Linked DNA regions of Mus musculus: region 2 is linked to region 1. Evidence: chromatin loops called from intact Hi-C (ENCODE). Cell type or tissue: heart. All regions are shown on one strand. Each heading gives the region's core, and the rest is flanking DNA. Links, peaks and the distances in the headings are about the cores only. Region 1 holds the start of Gm52507 (a long non-coding RNA gene). Region 2 has its middle 36 kb from the start of 9430024E24Rik.

What was found. Hi-C counts contacts between places; a loop is a spot of excess contacts. Peaks named below come from ENCODE experiments on the same cell type or tissue, not always from the same donor. Only the 100,000 strongest peaks of a DNase experiment are listed, where the experiment ranks them.
Region 2: it touches region 1 in a loop (9-fold over the local background); 28 of 42 quality-filtered maps call a loop at or near these places.

What each region holds. Positions count from the first base shown.
Region 1 is chr2:33,730,981-33,739,309 of GRCm38, reverse strand. Mvb12b (multivesicular body subunit 12B) reads left to right here. Exons shown (of 10, transcript NM_175184.4): 10 at 5,779-8,329. The coding sequence ends at 5,865. Gm52507 (a long non-coding RNA gene) reads right to left here and starts at 5,828. Exons shown (of 4, transcript XR_003953788.1): 1 at 1-5,828. In heart, for the core only: CTCF peaks have their summits at 2,438 (motif pointing right) and 4,307 (motif pointing right); no DNase peak of the experiment used is centred there; H3K27me3 peaks cover 913 bases.
Region 2 is chr2:33,679,130-33,687,458 of GRCm38, reverse strand. No RefSeq gene overlaps it. Among named protein-coding and RNA genes, the nearest start is that of 9430024E24Rik, 36 kb to the left of the region's middle. In heart, for the core only: a CTCF peak has its summit at 5,061 (motif pointing left); no DNase peak of the experiment used is centred there; H3K27me3 peaks cover 3,132 bases.

The DNA.
Region 1 (8,329 bases), core at 1-8,000:
TTAAAGTACAGCAATTCCCCAAGCAGAGCTAGAAAAAGTTGCCAGGCAGAGGTGACAAACACCTGTATTGTAGCAGAGATGGAGTGGGGCAGGACCTCCACAGGATACCCCATGTGGCATTGCACGACCTGCAGCGTCTCTTCAGGTGTTTCCTGCAGTGACGTAGAGGAGGGTGTGTTCCAGCATTACAGACAGCCCCCCCCCCCAGTTTTTAATGTCCAGGTGAATGCTGAGATGCCATCTCAACCACAACTGTGGCTTCCATTCACCTGTACACACACACACATACATCTCCACAGACCCACCCAATCCCAGGCCTCCCCAGCAAGCAGGCCCCACCCACAGGTGCCTGCCTGTGGGACCACAGCAAGGGGAGGCTGTTCTGTATCCATAGAGGAAGCTTGTTCCCCCGTTCTCAGCCGTGCAGCTCCTCTACCTGTCATTCACTCTCAGCTTTTAATAGTCGTGATATAGAGCTTTCCATCTGCTTCATGAAATGTCCCCATTGACAGCGTGGTATTGCTGCCGCTGTGGTGTGGCAGCCTTCATCCTCTGCCTAGCTGGGAAGTGTACACCTCTCTCCAGGAGAGGCACGGAGGCTGACAGTCGCTCCATGGGAGTCAGGTAGCGTGTGACTCTGCTGAGTGTCCACATGGAGAGAGGACAGAACCGGGGTGCTCACTGTTGTGGCGCTGGTCATCCTGCCCCATTAGAAGCCCAGCTCCCCCACTTTGCCTGTGACACTCTTGCTGGGCCTTGCTGTCACCCAGTACAGACTCACATAGAAAACATTGACAAGACATGGACCCCAGAGTCCTCCCCCTCTGTGTCATTCAGCCCTTTGGTTGCCTGCGGACTGCATGGGTCCAGACGTTCCCAGCCCTGCATGCTAAGTGGAATATCTAGAGTCCCTGTTAGAGGGCAGATGCAAAGTCTAAGCTAGCCCATCCCAGAAATGCGGTGCAGCAGGCCCGCTCCACAGCAGGCCCAGCCCACAGCAGACCCACCCCAATCCTTCCCCAGGATTGAACCCCAGGTCCAAGACACAGCATGGAGAACATGGAGCCCATGAGTGGAAAGGGCACCTGGCAGAATGGAGGCTCATTGGAGGCTGAGCTGTGGATGAGGAAGGGCTGAGGTCTAAGGTGTATTTACAAATGGGACACAGGTTTGAGTGCAGGCTGTGGCAGTGCCTGGGAGGTGAGGGATAATGGAATAGCCCAAGGGAGGTCTGAAGAGCAGGCGGGTGGCTGCTGTGTCCTGCCCCTCAACTTCTCTCACCACACAGTCGTTTACAAAGCTCATCCTCAAGAATGGTGTGGTTGAGGTCCAACAAATGTCAACCCTCGAGCTGGGGGTGGCGGTGCGCGCCATTAATACCGCACTTCAGAAGCAGGCAGATCTCTGTGGATGTAGAGCCGAGGCTACCTTGTCTTAAAAAAAAAAAAAGTAAGTGAACTTTTATGATGTTTTAATAAATTACTTTTTTGTTCTCGACTGAATTCATAGCTATCCTGGGCTGTCTGGTCTAGCCTCTACTACTCCCTCTGCCCTGGCATTAGGCCATCTGTGAAAGCCCAGCCTTCCCTCCACTGTTCTCCACCCCTGAACCATCTCTCTGCTATTCTAGCCCACACTCCAGGGCCTTCTGTGATCTGCTGCCACGCCACCTGCTTTGGCTCTGGTTGTCACCTGACCCCATGTCTCCCACCTGCAGCCCATCAAGGGGTGGGCATGGACACCTGTCCAGCTCAGCATTTGCTCCAGGCTCCCCTCTGGGCCAGGACCAGCACTGTCCTGCCTCACTCTGGGGTCTCAGGAAGTTGGATCCTTCCCTCAGCATGCTTCCTGACTGCAGAGTAAAGAGCTAGAAAGAAACCTTCCTGCCTGCCTTGTCCCCCTGTGGATGTGACTGGCACTGAATCAGGAGAGGACGAGGGCCTGAGCAGGTACAACCTGTGCATGCCAGCCCCACCCCCACTACTGCCCCGTTGGTAGGCAGCAAGCACTTCTGAGTCAGGCAAGCCTCCCCTTACCAATCATTAAAAGGACCCAGGACCTTTCATAAATGCTGCTGCTTTCCCCATATCGGCCTCTTGGGCACAAGCACTGCTGGGTGTGTTGGCACAGATCACCCCAGTGACTCCCACAGCTCCCCTGTGAGTGGCAGGAGAAGCTAGTCACCCCTTTCCCTGGTGGCTGCAGTGACCTAGCCTCTATGATGCTGCCACCTCCTCCTAACACAATGCTAGTCTCCTGAGAGCAAGGGCTTGTGGAGACCGTGACCCACTGTCTGACCTGTCTGCCTGAGAGGCCTGAGGCTGTCTATTACAAGGTCCTGGGGCCTCTGGGAAAGTCCCCTACAGAGCCTTTGACAGTGATATCTCTTTCCTAGGCCAAGCCAGCACTACAGTTGCGATGACAGGCTGTGTCCACCAGAGGGCACCCTGCCCTTCACTGCTCAGCTGGACTGGGCTCTGCACACCAAATGCTTTTTAATTGAAAATATTTTTAATTCAAAAAGGATTTGCTGTTTGTACTCAAGTGCAGGTTTTCCTTATGCAGGAGACTAATGTCTTGAGTAAACAGGCCTGGGCTCAAATCCACCTTCAAAGGTACTCTCTGTTTGCCCAAGGGAGTGAAAGGGCTTCCAGAAGCGGCCCTAGTCTCTTGGGCAAACATTTTGGGGACGAAGAATCCCCGGTGGAGGACCTCGTCTGTGGGAAGGTTATCCGCAGCCTAAGGGGGATTATGTCGGGGGACATATGTTGAAATTTCATTTGGGGAATTAGGGAAAACAAGAGTGGGGGAGGTGACTTTTTCCAGCCAGGATAACCTAAAAAGGAAAAAGCTCCAGGGAGAGGGCGGGGGCCGAGGGATCCATGCGTGGTGCCAGCCCCCAGGGTCTCCGTGTGCTTGGGCTGCAGCACAGGAAAAGGCAAGTGTGTGCTTGCCGCTCCTTCTCCACTACAAGCCAGAGTGCAAAGAAAGGAGCGTTCACAGTGAACTGGAAGGCAGGTCCTTGCCCCTCCCAGAGACCCGCTCCCATGCCCAGCCACCACAGGCACGGACCCCTGACCCCACACATGGAGGCCCCACTGCCTGGTCAGCCATGCTTCCCCTACCCACTACCCAGAAAGCTGCAGTTCCCATCTGCCCAGCACCAGTCTCAGGCTAGGATATCCTGGGGCGGGGCCAACCGGACAGCATTAAATGAAGAAAGTTCCACTGCCCCACAGGCTTCCTTCTGCCCTGGGAGCTGGGCACAGCACGGCCTACTTCTGAACAGCTCAGGCAGCATCTCCAGCCCTGACCGCGTTGGTACCATGTGAGCCTTTTCCTTCCCTCATCTGAGAATCACTGCTGGCTTTCAAAGTGCGATACCCTACCCTGCCTGTCCCTAGTTCTCCTCGTGGTTCACCATCACCCACCTGACCACCGTAGTCTAGCCTCTGGCCCTCCCACTCCAACCCTCCCTACATCACTGTGGTCATGTTGGTCATGTGATTGGTCAGGCTTGCTTTCAGAACTGACCCCAACTCCAGTCACCTAGAAGCCACTAGAAAATGAATATTTCAGACCCACCCCAGACTTATGACCACCACTCAAAATTTCATCCTAGCTAGCCTAGGCCTTGCAGGTTCCAGGTCAGGATCTACTGTATCTCACCCCAAGGTGTCACTTCTCAGGCAGCCCCCAGGACTGTCAACCCCCACCCCAAGGGTATAGACCTATCCTCTTTGTCTTCTGACTGCATGATGGCTGTTGTCCCTGTGGTCCAGCTACCTCTACACACACACACACACACACACACACACACACAGCCTCCCGGGGACTCTCCCAGCCACCAGTAAAACTACACCCTGTCCTCTCCCTAGCCTGTGCCTTCTCTGTCTGAACTGCTGTCCTGACATCCCAGGCCTTTGTTCTATTGGGAACAGCCCCTGGCCCTCTACCCTCAAGTCTCTACCATTAAGCCCCCGCCCCCGCATCTCTGCCCTTCCATGGTTTCGCTCTTTCCTGGGAAAGGCTCCTTTGCTTGGGCCTATGCCTTGTACAACTGCCCTAGGAGGTGGTGGTTAGTCCTCGACTATATGGAAGGTTCCTGGGCCCCTCTGCCACCACACTATGAGCCCTGGGAACCAAGGATTCCACAGGACTTATGCCTTTATAGTCTTCCCAACATGACCCCATCCTCCAAACATTCCTCCTCCCACCCACCACTCCATTAGCCCCAACAGAGTAAGATAAAGCCAACAGAGGCTGGAATGTGTTTCTGTTCACTGACATGCATACACCGAAGCAGCCACCAGGTGGCAGTGTTGTGCCGACCATTGCCTGAAGCGTCTTGGGTAGACAGCTGCCTATAGCCTGATAAAATGGTGTTAGCCTGATGGGATGGTGTCCTGTGCCTTCAAGAGTCACTAGAAGGTGGGAAAATGGCAGGGGGAGCTGTGGGCGCTCTGATAGGCTCCCCTCGTAGCCACCAGCTGTTTAATAGAAACTGCTTGCCACCAAGGAAGGGCCTATGCCACCCTTGGAATTGGCTGGCTGTACCCCACCTTAGAAGTGAGTCCACCAAGATCCAGAACGGGAAGACAGGACTCACAGGTCATATGGGCACTATCTTGAGTGGCTCCTTGGTCATGACCTCAGCTACTCTTTCTCAGGGCAGCTCCCTTTGGGGGTGTGATGAGGCTGTTTGGGCCACACAGCCTGACTGGGGTCTGCAGCTTCTCCTCCTACAGTTTGGCCACACTCTGCTCCACAGGCTGAGTACCATGTGGGCGTCCACACAGAGTGACTGAGCTCAAGACAGCAGTTCATCAACCTCCTCCCTGTTGGAAACATTTCCAGAGCCCCCACTGCTCACCAGTTCTGATCTACTGAACGTGGTTGGAAACCGCTAACATAAATGCCTCTCGCCTAATAGGGCACCCCAGGCTATCCCACAAGCCCTCTTCACCTCTGCCGGGATAAGAAATCCTGTTCTGCAGCCCACCCCACGGCAGGGCCCCCTCCCACCCCAGACACTTGTGTCTTCTCAGAGTTTTCACTGGGCTTGGAGCCTTTTGCTGCCAGAATTTACTCTATAGAATTAGGATCCGCACTGTAAGGGTTAGTGGTCCTCCATAGACTGGCTCTTGGCTCAGGCTAGCAGGGTGGCCAGCAGAAGGCAGGCTCCCACATCACCAGTTGCTGTTAGTCTGCCTGTAGCTGTGAGGGTCCCCACCAGGAAGGCTCTGGGTGCCGTGAGATCCGGCTACAGAGGGTGCAGGATTGTGAGAGCCCAGAAGCCCTTCCTTCCCTTGCCTCTCCCCCGGGTCACTGAGGTGGCTGTCATGGGTGCTGCACAGCAAGGGGTCCCAGGACCTGAGGGTTGAGAGAGGCTGGTCAGGCATGGAGTTCACTCTCCGGTCTATCTCTGTCTCCGAGAGCTTTAGACACAACTGGAGCCTCTCAGCGTGGCACAAGATTCTCGTGTGAGCTTGCCATTGGCACCAGTAGTGGACACTGCGTTCTCTCTCTCTCTCTCTCTCTCTCTCTCTCTCTCTCTCTCTCTCTCTCTCTCTCACACACACACACACACACACACACACACACACACACACACACACACTTTCATACAGAATGAAACACTATCCCAGCTCTAGTTCCAGGCCTGGATGCCTGACCTGCAGTCGCTCTGCCTAAGGCTCATCAGGAGCCTCCCCTCTGCTCAGCGGGGCCTTCTCCAGGATCCTGTGGTCTGACTCTGCCTCTTTCCTTCTCTTGCAGTACGAGTACAGCTTCCGCACCGAGCAGAGCGCAGCAGCTCGACTCCCACCCAGCCCTACCCGGTGCCAGCAGATCCCCCAATCCTGAGGAGCCCACAGCCTCCTGGGGGAGAAGACATCTCCTACCCGGTGCCCAGACTACTGATGGGGTGGCTGGGGTGAGAGTCACTCCCTCCCTCACCTGCCCGTTCTGCTTGCCCTGCTCACTGGCCACGAGACTCTGGGCAGCTGCTTGGTCATGTGTGGTCATCAGCTCGCCCGCTGAGACTTCCCTGCCTCCCTGGGACCGTTGTTCATAATTGTGACTAATGTATGTGCTGTTAGTGACCAGAGGCTCCTGTGTGATGACCACTTACCCCGCCAAGAAAGAAAACTCCTTCCTTACCTGGACTCACCCATGAGGGGCCCAGGCACACACTCCAGCCGCCCAGTGACACCCACTGGCTCCCCTCAACTGACCGTCACCTACCACAGAAATCCCACAAAGCCACTAGCTCCCTCCTGGGACATTCCAGGGTTGATTGCTTCACTTAGGACCCTGCAAGATCCACTGATGGCCTCTGACCCAGCTACCTGGGAACAAGCGCCACTCGCCAGCAGGCTCCAGTGGCCCACACATGCATTTCATGACGGCACTAAGCAGCAGGACTAAGATGCACTTGAGACAACTGTGGACTCTTCCCCCTTTCCACACACTGGACGTCCAGAGAGCATAGATGGGACCCCGCTTTCTATGGAGGTGACTGGGTGCCTACCTGGATGGAAACTTGGCTGCTAGGGTACTATGCCCAGTCACAGGTGCCAATTCCCACAAAGGGCTCATCTGTGGAGTGTCCGACGACAGACGACAGCTCCATAGGCCTCTGCCTGGTGACCTGACCTGGTGGCAGCTGGCTCTGAGAAGAACAGTACAGAGGCACCAACTCGTCACAGCCAGACCCACCCCACCATCTAGAAGGCACCTTCCACCAGGGAGCTGCTGTTTTGAAAAGCCCTTCTGTCCCAGGCCTCAGAATTTGGGCCAGGACATTTCACAGGTGTCAACCTGAGGTGCCAAGTTGAACCCTCCATGTGTCGCCATGAGAACAGTAGTCACTGCTGTCCCAGCTCTCAGCCTCACCACCATGCGCTGCTTTGCCACCATTGGCTTTTAGGGCTGGAATGACACTGGTCTCCAGAGCATCTGTGGATGTGAAGATCTGCCCAGTGGTTAGAGGCCATGGGCAGCTACTTCACCAGCTGGTACAAACCTCTCCAGTCACAGCTCTATAGAGACAGCTGGGTGTCCAAGGTGCAAAAGGATCAGGAGCAAGAACAAGCCAACAAGATGGCGTGAGCTGGGGCAGGGCCAAAAATACCTCACCAGCCTACACCAGCCCCTCCTCCGTCCCAGACCCTCAGGCCCAGTCAGCCAGTCTTTCTGCTTGATGGTACTTCATTTCTATGTGTCAGGAAGGGTCACCTTGCTTCCTCCCCTCAGATGTGAGCACACCCTATGGGGTACCCATCAACCCCTTGCCTCTGGGCCCCACATCCTCCGGGTAGCAGAGGTCCATAGAGTCAACATAGACATCTCTAGCAAAACCTAGTGCCACGCTGGTGCTCAAAGGAGCTAATAAACTGACCTAAGACTGCTCCACCAGCTGGGGTCCCAAGGATCTGTGTCTGCGGCTGCAGGTGTGACATCAAGTGGCTTGTGTGGCCTGAGGCCCAAGAGAGGGGTTGACCACCGTTGTCTGAGTTAACCGGGAAGGTTGGGCACAAAGTTCTGGACTCTCCTAACCTCTTCATTGAAGTCTGTACACTTTGGCCACTCTTTCTGTTCCTCGGTTATGAAATCACTTCTGCCACAGGGAGCCAGGTGGCCCTCCTCTTCCTTGGAGGAGAATGTGGCTTCTCTGAAGCTCTCGAAGGTCCTGGCCTGGAAGTGCAAAACCGAAGACTGTGGGCCTGTTAGTGATCCAGAGGCCAAGTGAGGGGATTCCTGGAGAAAGATCTAGTGCTTTGCAGCCCATGCGTGCACTCCCACAGGACTCAGCCCCTGGGGGGAGGGCAAAGCGCCCACTCGGAGCTGGAGCAGTCTCCGGATGGACGGACGGACGGATGGTTGCTGCACACTTAGCTGAAGAAGAACCCTGACTGAGAATGTTGTAGCACTGACAGCTTCTAGCTTTTGAGGCGTTGAGGACGACTTGGTGTCTGTGGTAGGTTCCAGGTTGCACCCAACCCCTGGTTTCTTGTCTTCTGGTGATGGTAATGATCGTGTGTGCTTACCCATGCCCGTCTTATGTGGACCCAGTAGACCCAGACCTGACGGTAGAGCTGTGGCTCACAGCAGCACTGAGTGGCCTTTGGGTACCATGTGGCAGGCACACTGTCAGATGAGCACAAGGAGACGTGAAGAGCCAAACCTCTCCCATGGGTCTCCCCCTCCCCTACCAGCATGTCCCAAACTGCTACTGTCCCTGCAAGCACACACATCTCTCTTGAAATGACTAACCAGAGCACAGTTCCCTATCCCCACCGTCCCCTCTGAAAACTTGGTTCCTTCC
Region 2 (8,329 bases), core at 225-8,224, 52 kb after region 1:
CATTTGAAATACATGCATTCATTCATTCACCTCTCCCAGGTGCTGTCTCATGCTAGTACAAAGGTACCAGCCTCCTGCTGCCTTCCAGCCCCCTCCACAGCTCTGTTCTACTGCACTGGCTGTAAACTCTGTGTAAAAAAGCCTTTTCCTTCCTTCTTAGGACCTTTGGTGAACTCCTATTCATCCTTCAAAGCCCTTGTCCTTTTCCCCCACCTAAGCAAATTAGTTTTTTTTTCTTCTTCTTCTTCTTCTCAATTTAGCACAAACTAGAGTCATTTGGGAAAAAGGGAACCTTAGTTGAGAAGATCCCTCCTTCAGACTGACCTCTAGACATGTCTGTGGTACTTTTTTGATCGCTTTTCTCCTGGCTCCTGCCTCTGCTCCTGCTTGAGTTCCTACTCTGACTTGCCTCAGTGAAGAACTGGGATGAAGACACTGAAGGCCGTAAACCCCTTCCTTCCCAACATTCTTTTGGCCATGGTGTGTATCACAGCATCAGAGATCCAAAGTAGAATACCCAAAGATGTCTTCCCAGTGTGGTGGCTATTCTTGGTTGTCAACTTGACTACATCTGGAATTAACTAAAACCCAACAATGGTTGAGCACACCGGTGAGGGACTTTGGCTTAATTGTTTAAAGTGGGACGATCCTCTCCTAATCTGGATCTTCCAGGTGGGAAGATCCACCTCTAACCTGGGCCACACCTTCTGCTGGCAGCCTTATCTGAAGCACATGGAAGAAGGGAGCTCTGTCTTTGCTTACTCACCATCACAGGCAAGTCCCTGCCTTCACTGGCATTAGAGCCCACTTTAGGATTCCGGGGTCTACTGAAGACCATCTGAGACATTCAACCTGGTGGACTGAACTATTGGATTCTTGGACCTTCTAGTCATAGGCAAGCATTGTTATCTTAGCTGAACCACAGCCTATAACCAATTATAATACTCTCTATATATTACATGTAACATAATAATTATATATATTTATTTAATAATATTTTAAACCCTATATAAAATTACATACTGTATATAATAAATACCATATAAAATTCTGTAAGTTCTATTACCCTAGAGGACACTGACCATTACGCTCAGTGTCAATGTCAGCTGTTTCTCATTTGGGAGCCACCCCAACCCTTTGATTATCTTATGGGGTATTTTCCCCACTGGTCTACAAGGCGTCAGAGACGACCAGTGGAGAAGGGAGAATTTTTAGCTCACTCATCTTGTTATGAGCGGTGAGTTCTTGTTCTCTGCCCTGGCTTGCATGGACCCCAACTGGCAGGGAAGCCACTCCTTCAGGCCCATGTCCTGGACGGGGCAGGTAAGTATGCCACACTGATGCCTGGTGCTGAGCCCCTCCCTTGTGCTTTGCTCAGGATGGAGTGGTCCATCTGAGGAGACCCTTCCCAGGACCAATCTTCAGTCTAAGCTCATGTATATCACAACCTGACCTCCCAAGTGGGATGTGCAGCCCTGGCACTTGGCTGGTCTATCGAGAGTTAAGTCTAGATTAATTAAACCCAAGTGGGGTGCTGTCCACTCTAAAAGCCCTAAACAACTATCCAATCCTCTCCCACCCACATCAGGTGGCTTGTTTAGACCAGGGAAGTTGGCAGATAGGACACACTCAAAGGCAATGCTGCACGTGTTACAGGTGTGCAGCTCAGCTTGCCTCCTGCACCTGTTACAGGTGTGTAGTGCTTGCATCCTGCACCTGTTACAGGTGTACAGCACTTGCCTCTGCACGTGTTACAGGTGTGCAGCTCAGTTTGCCTCCTGCACCTGTTACAGGTGTGTAGTGCTTGCATCCTGCACCTGTTACAGGTGTACAGCACTTGCCTCTGCACGTGTTACAGGTGTGCAGCTCAGCTTGCCTCCTGCACCTGTTACAGGTGTGTAGTGCTTGCATCCTGCCCCTGTTACAGGTGTACAGCACTTGCCTCTGCACGTGTTACAGGTGTGCAGCTCAGCTTGCCTCCTGCACCTGTTACAGGTGTGTAGTGCTTGCATCCTGCCCCTGTTACAGGTGTACAGCACTTGCCTCTGCACGTGTTACAGGTGTGCAGCTCAGTTTGCCTCCTGCACCTGTTACAGGTGTGTAGTGCTTGCATCCTGCACCTGTTACAGGTGTACAGCACTTGCCTCTGCACGTGTTACAGGTGTGCAGCTCAGCTTGCCTGCACACATTACAGGTTTGCAGAAGGGTCCTGAGAGCTACTGCTGGGACCTCCAGGTCTGTGTGGCCTGAAGCAGGAAACAGACCAGGAACTCGTGGACAGTGGTAGAAACCGAGATAGTGTGTTGAAGGAGAAAAACATTTCTGGAGCTAGAGAAAGGTCACATGTCCAGTAGCACTAGCCCAGGGGAGTAGTGTGGCTTCATTTACAAAGTCTGTCCCCTTTTCCATAATTGAATACTGTGGGCTTTTCTCAAAATGCTTTGTCCCTTACATGTAGCCTTTAAAGAGGGAGGGGACACTTCCAATCATTTTCTCTCGTTGATTTTATTTATATGCTAGTGTGTGTGTGTGTGTGTGTGTGTGTACAGGTGTGTTCACATGTCTACCATGTATGTGCACGCGTGGAAGCCAGAAGTCTACATCAGTTTCTTCCTCTATCGTCTCTTGATGTCCACCTACCTTTTTGAGGTAGGGCCCCATACTGCACCCTGAGCTCACTGGATCACCAGAAATGCAGGACTCACCTCTGTCCACCCCACCCTCCAGTGCTGGGCTACAGACATACACTGCATATCTGGCTTCTCATATGGGGCTGTGGATTTGGACTCAGATCATCACACCTCTATGGTAAAGACTTTACTGACGGGAACAACCTCCTTAGCTCCTCCTGGGCTAACCTTGGTGCTGCTCTCCCCATACTATTCTGTCATATACCAGCATCCTTTCCGGGGCCCTCAGATTCTCGGTGAGGACTATGGAAAGCAGTCTGGGCCAGTCTGGGCCAGTCTGGAGCAGGGACAAAGGCAGGGGGCAAAGAAGGCTGCTCTCTGCGGCTCCTACAGTGCATCTTAATTTCATACCAGATTCCCCATAACCGAGTCATTAACACAGATTAATGTTGCCCAGGTATAACAGTACACCTGTGACCCCAGCTACTTGGGAGACTGAAGCAGGAGAATTGCTTGAGCCCAGGAGTTTGATGCTAGCCTGGGTAGAATAATGAAAATATGTATCAAAATAAAGAGATACTTAGTAAAAGCAGGCTGGGGATGTAGCTCAGCCGGGAGAGTGCTTGCCTGGCATGAACAAAGCTCTGAATTTGATCCCCACATTCAGTAAACCTCTGTGGCCATTCACCCATTTAATCCCAGCACCAGCAGCCGAAGACAGGATTGCAGGCTCGATGTCACCCTCAGCGCTATATCAAGTTTATCAGTATACCTGAGACCCTGTGTCCAAAAAAGGGGGCGGGGGCGAGAAAAAGAGGTAACATTTGAGACAGAGATTTTTTTTTTCAAATAGTATAATGTAAAAATTTTTCTTTATTGTCCATTCGGACTATCACTTCCTAGCTGCATGGACTTGATATGCAGCCTCCTCCCCCACTGCCACCCCACTCCACCCCTACCCCACCCCCACTCTTGGGTTCTTTGTCTGGGTGTTGTAATAAGACCAGCTTGCATCTGTGTTGAGCACGCAGAGGGTGCTTCGCTCCTCCTGCCAATCCACCCAGGGCTGGCTTTATTCTCAGTCTAGCTGTGGCTGGCTGCCTTGCTCCCTGGTCACACCAGTGAGCTCTTTTAGTCCTGGCTTCATCTGGGGTTCCTAGTTTTGGGGGTGACCCTGACCATCTCTGTCCAAGCTGGACCAGGAGGCACCCCCATAAGACAGGAGACAGAACCGGGCATCCAAGGAGTGTCTCCTCCAGGGAGCAAGCTTCTACAGTCCCATCTTGCTGTGGCAGCATCTGAGGCCCAAATGTGTGCTCTCTGGACAGGGTTTAGGGGTCCTTGCTTTACGGTTCCCTAATCCTCACTTGGCAGAGAGGAAGTGTGGGTCAGCCTGGCCCCTTGGAGAGCAGCTGGAGGGGCTGCCAAGGAGAGGCTCACAGCCCATCAAAAGCACCTTTGCCTCCAAGGCTGCCCCGTCCTTCATTAGGAGATAAATCACTACATGGATGAAAGGCTCAGGCAAGGAGCCCGTCTGAGGAAGAGAGAGGGGCCGAGGCCTCTTTCCGGGACTCCTGCAGAGCTGGCCTCCTGGGCTCAGAACAAGTGGTCTCCAGGCTGGTTCCCCTGCTTGGCTCCACACACTGCCCAAGCCCATGGCTTCAGCCCTTAACACTTGCTGAACTTGAGATGGCCCTGACACGGGTTCCTCAGCCACCCACCCAAAACAAATGGATCCGGCCTCCTGTATCCGATCTACATAGCACAGAAAGCCTGGAGCTTCGAAGGGCCCTCTGCTCAGCACTCGGATCTACCGTCTTTTGACTCTTTTAAAAAGTTTTATTTTGGCTTTCTTGTTTGTTTTGATTGGTTGTTTTTTTTTTTAAAGACAGAGAGAGTCTCATGCTGTCGCTCAGGCTAGCCTGGAACTGACTACATAACCCAGGTTGCCCTCAACCGTTTGTCAATCTTCCTGCCCTAGCCTTCTGAATATTAAGATGGCAGCAGACCTGGTTCAGTGGAAATCCTTCATAAGTTTTGCCCAGAAAGCCACACTGTTGGCTCTGGACATCAAGAGCATAGATGCTCAAAGCCTCAACACAGGGCAGCACAGGGAATGGCACCTGGAGGCCAGAAGCAGAGCAGGTGTCTCTGTCACCTCAACACAACAGTGCCTCTGTGCCTACTCAATGACAATGGTCAGTGTAAGCTATTAAGACAGGATTTTTGAGGCTTAGGAGGAAAGAGAAGACAGACAGACAGACAAAAAGACAGACACACACACACAGAGATACACACACACACACACACACACACACACACACTTCACACACTTCTGCCAACCTGGAAAAATCAAACCTACTTCACCTGGGCTCCACCCGGCAGGTAGCTTGTTTTCTGCTGCCATCTGCTGGCTGGAACGGGACACTGCAGCACAGCAGTAGCATGTGCTACAACATGAAACTCTTTTTTTTTTTTTGTTTTTCTGATAATTAGAAAATGATGGGGCACAGGCGCTGGAGAGAGACTCATCAGTCAAGAGCACTGGCCACTCTTCTAGAGGACCAGAGTTCAACTCTCAGCACCCGAATGGCAGCTCACACCTATCAGTAACTCCCGTTCCAGACTTTCTGCTATCATCACAGACATACAGGTAGGCAAAATACCTATGAACATAAAATAAAAGTAAATTATAAAAAAAGAGTCATACTAAATATTTTCCAGATAGTGGTGGCACACACCTTTAATCCCAACACTCAGGAGCCAGAGGAAGGTAGATGTCTGTGAGTTCAAGGCCAGCCTTGTTTACAGAGTGAGTTCCAGGACAGCCAGCGCTACACAGAGAAATCCTGTCTTGAAAAGATAACAAGAAAGAAAACTATGAATTCATGGAACAATGACTTTCTAAGAACTTGATCCAGCATTAAGGATTTCCTGGTGAATCTCAAAGAGGAAAGTTAGCGCCCTCTTGGAGCTGTCGTTCATGTCGGGAGACATGAACAGAGAAGTAAGAAAAACAAATCGATCATCACCAATGGTAAGTCCAACAAAGGATGCAGTGAGGCGGCTGGAGAGATGGCTCGGCGGTTAAGAGCACTGGCTGCTCTTTCAGAGGTCCTGAGTTCAAATTCCAGCAACTACATCTGTAACTCCAGTTACAGGAGATCCAAAACCCTCTTCTGTCCTCTGTGGGCACTGGGCAGGCACACGCTAAGCACACATATCCATAAAATAAAAACAAAAAAACCAAGGTGAGACCAAAGACAAATGTGTGGTGCCTTAGCCTAGCTTCCAATCCTCATGACAACATAGGGAAACGTCCTTCCTTGGCCTGAGCCTCAGTTTCCCCCATCAGGAAAATGAGGACAGTAACAGTGGAGTTATGAAGACGTACTGGGGTCCTGGGTGGGGAGGCTCTCTGACCAGTCGAATTCATCCCAAGATTTGAACTGCTCACTAGTGCTCGCTCTAGAACCTGGCAAGCACTGCAGATTGCTGGGGAGTCCTCCCATCCAGCCCTCAGGAGGCCTTGCTTCCCATTTTACTATGCACAGGAAGAATGAGGCACAAGAGGTAAATTTAGACACACCATAGGAGCAGCAGAGCTGGGCAGCAAGAGGACTATGGGTCCTATCTCCCCAGGACCAACCTGTCTACTACCTCACCCCAGGACACCTCCACCTCCCCTTCCAGGCTTCACCACCTATACGTGGAGGCAAGAGTAGAACCAAGGATTTGCAGTCTGCACTTGTAGGGTTTCTATCACAGGACAACATGTCTTTTAGCCATGCTCCCTCATGCTGAGCCTGACTCCTCATGCTGAGTCTGACTCCCTCATGCTGAGTCTGACTCCCTCATGCTGAGTCTGACTCTTCTGACTCCCTCATGCTAAGTCTGACTCTATAATGCTGAGCCTGACTCTCTCATGCTGAGCCTGACTCCCTCATGCTGAGTCTGACTCTCTCATGCTGAGCCTGACTCCCTCATGCTGAGTCTGACTCTCTCATGCTGAGCCTGACTCCCTCATGCTGAGTCTGACTCTTCTGACTCCCTCATGCTGAGTCTGAGTCCCTCATGATGAGTCTGACTCTATCATGCTGTGTCTGACTCCCCATGCTGAGCCTGGTTTTCATGCTGAGCCTGACTCCCTCATGCTGAGCCTGACTCCCTCATGCTGAGTCTGGCTTTCATGCTGAATCCAACTCACTCATACCAAAGCTGACTTTTGGGCTCATGCCAGTTTGCCTGGACCTTTATGAATTGTAGCCCATGCAATGGTTAATCTCAGTTGTCAATTTGAGATCCAGAATTATCTGGGAGTTACCTTGATTAGGGTAGCTGAGGAAGGAAGGCGTGGCCTCTGTGGGTGGTGGCATCCTGGTGAACGTAAACTGAGTGCTGGTATCCAGCTGAGTGTTCGGTAGCCTCAAACTGTGAGCCAAGGTGAGCCCCTTTTCCCTTTAGTTGCTTTTGGCAGATATTGTATCAACAGGGGAAGGAACACCCAAAGCCCCACAGCCTGAGATGTCCTATAGATCCAGGCAAGCCTGTAAGAAAACATATTCTCCATTCTCCAGGTGAGAGCTGAGGCTCAGAATAGACACGCATGTGCCCAGGGTCCTCCTGCCCAGAGAAAGGCAGGTTGGGCTGCAGAACTGACTGGTAGCTGGCTGGTCCCTCTGAACAGTGGGAGCCATGAAAGGTTCAAGACATTAGTAGGCCTATGTCTAGGATGCACTGTCTGCCCCACAGGCCTGTGAAATCTTACTTGGCTGTGTTGCACCTCAAAGGACAATGATGGGAGCAAATAGAAACCTGCCCAGTGCCCGGGGCTGCTCTTGCTCAGTCTCATCTTTCAAGGTGAGATGAAGAGATAAATTCAACCATGGTTAGAGGCCCTCAACACTCAGGCCCCATGGGTTTACCATGAGTGTGTGTGTGTGTGTGTGTGTGTGTGTGTGTGAGAGAGAGAGAGAGAGAGAGAGAGAGAGAGAGAGAGAGAGAGAGAATGTCGGGCGGGTGCTTTGTGTTCCCTCAGCGAGGCCCTGAACTCTCAGTCCCCATGGGTTTGTGGTGAGTGTGTCTGACTGTCTGTCTGGGGCCAGGTGCTCTGTATTCCCCTCAGCATCTCTGGTTGACTTTTGTGACCTGAGCATTCATGACAGCAGAGGCAGGAGCCACAGCTTTCCCCATGGCCCCTCCTAGTCTGCCTGAGATTTGTCAGCTTATAAAGAAGAGGCACAGTCCTCTCTGGGGCACAGCTCGGTGGCGGGGAGGCCTTCTGCTAGGCCCAGCCTCTGAAAGGTTTCCCTACCTCCCCATAGCAGCACCCTGGGGAGCAAACTTTTCAACACAGGGGCCTCTAGAGGCAGTCCCTAGCAGCCATAAAGTTGAAACCTTGGGCTTTGGACCCGGACTGAGAGAGAAGGCAGCCTGGAGTTCCCACTGTCAGGCCTTAGCTACCAGGGAAGCAATTATGATTCTTGATTCTGACTTTGCACCGTGACCCAATGAGGCGAAGTCTATCGGCCCCGGTTTTCACAGACGGCTAAGCTAAAGCTGAGAAAGGGTGACCAAAACACGCCCAGGCCACCCAGTGGGAAGTCTCTGAGTCAGATCAGACCCTAGATCCTACAGCCTCAAGTGATACACTGGCCTCCACACCCGAGGCCTGCCTGCATGTTGCTTCCGTGACCTGC